2 separate regions of the Mus musculus genome follow, and region 1 is linked to region 2. The links are chromatin loops, found by intact Hi-C in ENCODE. Cell type or tissue: gastrocnemius. All regions are shown on one strand.

Evidence for each region. Peaks named below come from ENCODE experiments on the same cell type or tissue, not always from the same donor. Only the 100,000 strongest peaks of a DNase experiment are listed, where the experiment ranks them.
Region 1: a loop joins it to region 2, with 2.2 times the contacts of the local background. A loop is called at or near these places in 8 of 42 quality-filtered maps.

What each region holds. Positions count from the first base shown.
Region 1 is chr9:74,952,418-74,954,917 of GRCm38, reverse strand. Fam214a (family with sequence similarity 214, member A) reads right to left here and starts at 1,865. Exons shown (of 13, transcript NM_001113283.1): 1 at 1,640-1,865; 2 at 1,088-1,204. The coding sequence starts at 1,103. In gastrocnemius, a CTCF peak has its summit at 1,394; DNase peaks (open chromatin) are centred at 1,480 and 1,998; H3K4me3 peaks cover 2,500 bases; H3K27ac peaks cover 2,500 bases.
Region 2 is chr9:75,000,118-75,002,617 of GRCm38, reverse strand. All of the region lies in intron 2 of Fam214a (family with sequence similarity 214, member A), which reads right to left. Among named protein-coding and RNA genes, the nearest start is that of Gm51280, 35 kb to the right of the region's middle. In gastrocnemius, no CTCF peak of the experiment used is centred here; DNase peaks (open chromatin) are centred at 618, 839 and 1,440; H3K4me3 peaks cover 762 bases; H3K27ac peaks cover 1,784 bases.

The DNA.
Region 1 (2,500 bases), 48 kb after region 2:
TATTGGGTCTCTGTGTACACTGTGTGCAAATGTGCATGGGCTGAGGTCAGAGGTCAACTTTCAGCAGTCGATTCTCTCGGATCTTGTAGGTTCTAGGGTTCGAACTCAGATCAGGCTTGGTGGCACCTTTACCCACTGAGCCATCTCCTGGGCTTGTGACAACCTTTGTTTTTCAATCAAAACACATGCCAGGGTTGGGAGAGGAATAAGATATGTACATTCTTCTCTAAGTCTTGAAAATATGGGCTTAGAACCGGGCTTAACAGCCCGAGGCTTTGATCACTGCACTTGGGAGTCAGAGGCAGACAGATCTGTGTGTTCAAGGTCAGTCTTGACTACAAACAGAACTCCAGGACAGCCAAGGCTACAAAGAGCCTCAGGGTTTAGATCTGAAACCTGTAGAAAATACAGATTTAGAATGAAAAGTTGGGCCCTAGTTGTCTATAACAGACTCAAGCTGGGGAACTCTGAAAACAATTGGAATTCCCTTAGAGCATAAAACTAATGAGGGGCCACAGTGGTACATTGCCTGTAATGCTGCTTTTCAGGTGAAGGCAAAAGGATCCTTAGGGACTTCTGGGCCTACCTGGGTTACATGGTAAGACCTGTGCCAGCCTAGACAACTTGACAAAACCCTATCTATAAAACAAACAACAAACAAACAAAACACACCAAAAAAACCCCAAACAAACAGCGAATGAAATGCAAATGGCTACAAATATTACTTTTTATCAAGTTCAAACTCAAGTTTCAAAAGTTGACAAACTTTTCTGAAGTTGGATTGACTTCACCTAAAAAAATTGAAGAACTGCAACTAAAAAGGATACTAAGCCTGTGGCCACTAACAAACACTTCCTTTGACCCCTTCATCCTGCTAAACACTCTCTAAGAACAGGTCCTTCCCATCTGACTTTAACCACCTACTCCATAAGTCCATCTTTTTTTTCCCCTCAGCGTCTGGTATCTTCAGAGAGACAGTTCGTCACGTCTGACACAGGAATGGTTGATCCTGCGGAAAATTAGGTTAACACCGAAGGAGACAGAGAAACAAAACACAACTCAAGCTCTACTTAAATAAATCATTTACCTCGGTCTGGCTTCATTTTGGCATCCAATTTCCACCCAAAGTGCTGTAAAACACAGGTGTGGGTTCTTCCAACCGGCACACGGCTGACTCAACGGCTTCTGCTTCGTTTTCCAAACGCTAAGAGAGCAAAATAAACATAAAAAAAAAAAAATAAGAAAGAAAAAGAAAGACGGGTCTTAATTCCCCCGGATCTTGCAAGAAAACTACTAAGTTGGGCCTCTTCCTGGTGCAGACCTGCGGTGACAGAACCCTGGGCAGGTCTGAAGGAAAGGCGAAAAAAAGCAGCTCAAGTCTGCGCACCGCCTCCCCCGGCGTCCTCGGGCCTAGCACCCCTGTTCCCCGCCCCTGGGCTCTCCAGGCCAAGGTGTCCTCCTCTGACACAGCGTCTCGGAAGCACCAGCAGGATCTATTTATGCCCTGGAGGTACAGGCACAGAGGAGGAAGAGTCGGGCCACAGGAGCTAAGGCAGCCCTCGGTCCAGTAGCCTCTGGGCACCGAGGCACCCCCGCAGGGGCTCGGGCGCAGCAGCCCCCGCAGCCCCCCGGGCCTCACCTGCGGGGGATCCCCTCTGGCTAGCCCCTCCGAGGCTTCAGTAGCCGGGTTCCAGCCGGAGCCGGTCAGCAGCAGAGTCTGGGCATGTCCTCAGCCGCGCCGACCCACGCGTGGCTCAACCCACCCGGGAACGGCTCCCATGGCCCGCCCGCTCGCCGCCCTCCGGGACCCCTCGCTCCTCCTCCCGGCACTGCTCTCTGCGGCCGCCCGGCCGCTCACATCACACTCCGTGCTCCGAGCCACGCCTCCCCGAGCGCAGCGCGCATCTACCCCGCGGCCGCCGAGACGCCGAGACGCCGAGACGCTGCGCCCGCGCATCCACCGTCCCCGCTGCCTGCCCGCCTCGCTCGCTCGCTCTTTACTCTTTCTCTCACTGTTTGCCCTGTCAAAACACTACCCTGGTCACGTGTCCCAACAACAGCCAACCCACTCTCGTCACTTCCTCCGCTGAGGCTGCGCGCGCCGGTTGTTATGGCAACGCCGCCGCGCGTCCTGGAGTTGGAGATTGGGGACCGGTCTTCCCGGATAAGGGTCTCAGAGGACCCAGGGACCCGCAGGGACTGCCTGCACCGCGCGCCTAAGCAGCCAAGGAACTGCGCTCCGGGTGCATTGGGGTCACCTGGGAGATGTCAACCTAGGGCTTACCCCAGACGGGAAGATAATTATAGTTTCTACTCCTCCACAGGGATGCTGGCCTGGCGCAAAAGAACTGGGAATCCAGCCTTAAATGCATGCAATTTCCCAATGGAATCCGTGTTTGATGTGGCCAGGACAGGAAGGTGGGGAGCCATACCTTCCAGAGAAGGGTACTTGGAAACCAAGGAAGGCCTGTTCCCACTGCACCCCTAGATTTTCTGCATC
Region 2 (2,500 bases):
AGCAATCTCCTAGGTTTTTTCCCTGGCCTCTTTCCCACTTTACTCTGAGGTTTCAGTGCCTGGAATCTTTCTACTACCTTGGCAGGCTATAGAAATAAGTCAAACAGCATGTGCAGCAGCCCAGCCAGACTTGGGAAGGACACTCCTCCTCCATCCCTCTACACAGAGCTGTGTGCTGCCCAACTGCACTGGGTTTTTCCAGGGTGCAAAGGCAGCCACGTGTGTGCATGGCAGGTTCTGGTGCAGTCAGAGGCTCTGCTCACTCTGCGTCCTCAGGAAGCCTGTGATCTCTCCTAGGGCTTTCCCTGAGCTACTTCTAACTTAACTTTTTTCCCTTTTCCCGTTTCCCTTTTCCCTTCCCCTTCTTTCCCCTTTCCTTCCTTCCTTCCTTCCTTCCTTCCTTCCTTCCTTCCTTCCTTCCATTTGTTAGGTTTTTGTTGTTGTTTTAAGAATTTTTTTCTTTCTTTTTTTCTTTTCTCTTTAAAGACAAGTTCTCACTTAGTTTGGGCTGGCTTTAAACTCACTATATAGTCAAGGCTGTACTTAACCTTCTGGTCTTCCCGCCTCTACCTCCCAAATGCTGGGCCAGCTGGCCATGACCCAGCTCCACTGCTTCTGAAGAGCAGAGATGCATAGACTCTCAGGGCTGAAAGAATCCTGAGAAAGTCAAACTCAACCTCCAAATAAGCTCTCAGACACTACCCTGGGAACTGTCACAGCCAGTCCTTGCACATCTAGTGACGAGGTGACCTATTTCATCTGTGGCTCTTTCCAAGTGTCTAGAGCTTTCACTATGCCTAAGCTGCTTGCTTTTCTAGATGAAGTGGGCACCAGTCCAGAGCCTCGAGAGCTCGGCTCTCCAAAGCCCCAGCCCAGCCCCAGCTCCCAGCCAGACTGTAAACAGTACACAGAGGCTGAGGGACGCTGCTCCATCTCCCAACCTAGTGGAGATCTGTTTTACTGAAGACCCACTCCACTATAATCCTCAGGGTACAAAGGTTTGGTTATATCTCTCCTTCGGTGGTTGGCTTCCTAACGAATGCACTTCTAGACCCTCAAGCCCGATGCTCAGGCCAGAGCTGCCACAGAGCCATCCGCTTTAGCTGGATGGACAATGTGGCGTGAACTCTGCTTTGGATGCTGACGGAGTCCCAGGTCAACTCAGCTTCTGCAGCTCCCCAAATAGTCCCTCCATCCCAGACAAAGTCCTGTGTAGAAAGCTCGTGTCCTTCCATTCTCTCTCCAGTGCAGCAGGCAGCTTTCTCCTCTCCCTTTCCTACACCCACAGGTTTGTGAAGAATGCCCCGTCTATCTGTGGAAGGCCTCTTTCTGACCTGCTCTCGGCACTGACCTCTTCCTGACTTCCTTCTCTTCCCAGTGCTTGCATAAGCCACTGATGCAGTGAGCAGCTGTTGCCAGACACTGGCACGCAACCCAGAGTCATGCCTTCCACATCCACATGGACCCATGTCACCATTTCTTATGGACAGACAACCTTCTCCAAAATTGGGGCACTGACTAGGAGAAAGGAAAGGCTAAAGAAACCAATCAGCACTACAGATGAACTAAGTCAGCACTACCATGCTGACAGCCCTGAAGCACGCGGAACCATCTGTTTCCTCACAGTGAGTATGTATCTTAACCATGCATCCCTGGAACCCACCAAAATGTGAGCAAAGAAGAACAACCGCCCACACTTGTTCTCTAGTCTCCATCTATACAACATGCACACACACAAACATACACGTCCACTCTATCTCATGCACAATGCACATATACACATGGTATTTTTTTAAAAAATTACATAAACCTTAAAAAATTATATCAACACATGATTATGAGAAACAGCCACAATAAACGTCATGGATTGACTTCATTTTTGTTTTTGTTTTTAAGATTTGTTTGTTTTTGATTTGAGACACAGTTTCTCTGTGCAACCTAGGCTGTCCTGGAAGTCACTCTGTATACCAGGCTGTCCTTGAACTCACAGAGATCCACCTGCCTCTGCCTTCCAAGTGCTGGGATTAAAGGCATGTGCCACCAGTGGACAGCTTAAAGATTTAATTTTTAAAGTTAAGTACATATGTGTGAACTGTGTGTGTGGATGTACAGGTAAGCGCTGGTGCCTACAAAGCTGGGTGCCCTGAAGTTGGAGTTGTGACTGACCCAGCATGGGTCCTGGGAATTGAACTCTGACCCTCTGTTCTAAACTACGGAGCCACCTCCCTAGCCCCATAACACAACTCCTTTATTTCGGCTTCCCCCTTATTAATCTCTATCTCTGTATGTTTGTGAGTGCTCACATGTGTGTGAGGATGGAGGTTGGTGCTGGGCGTCTTCCCCAACTGCTCTCTACTTCTTGAGGCAGGCTCTCTGGCTGAACCTGGAACACACTGAGGGAGTGTAACTCACCTGAGAGATCTGCTGTCTCCACCTCTTGAGTTGGAGCTGCAGGTGGCTGTCAGGCCTGCCAGGCTTTCATGTGGATGTTGGTGGTCTG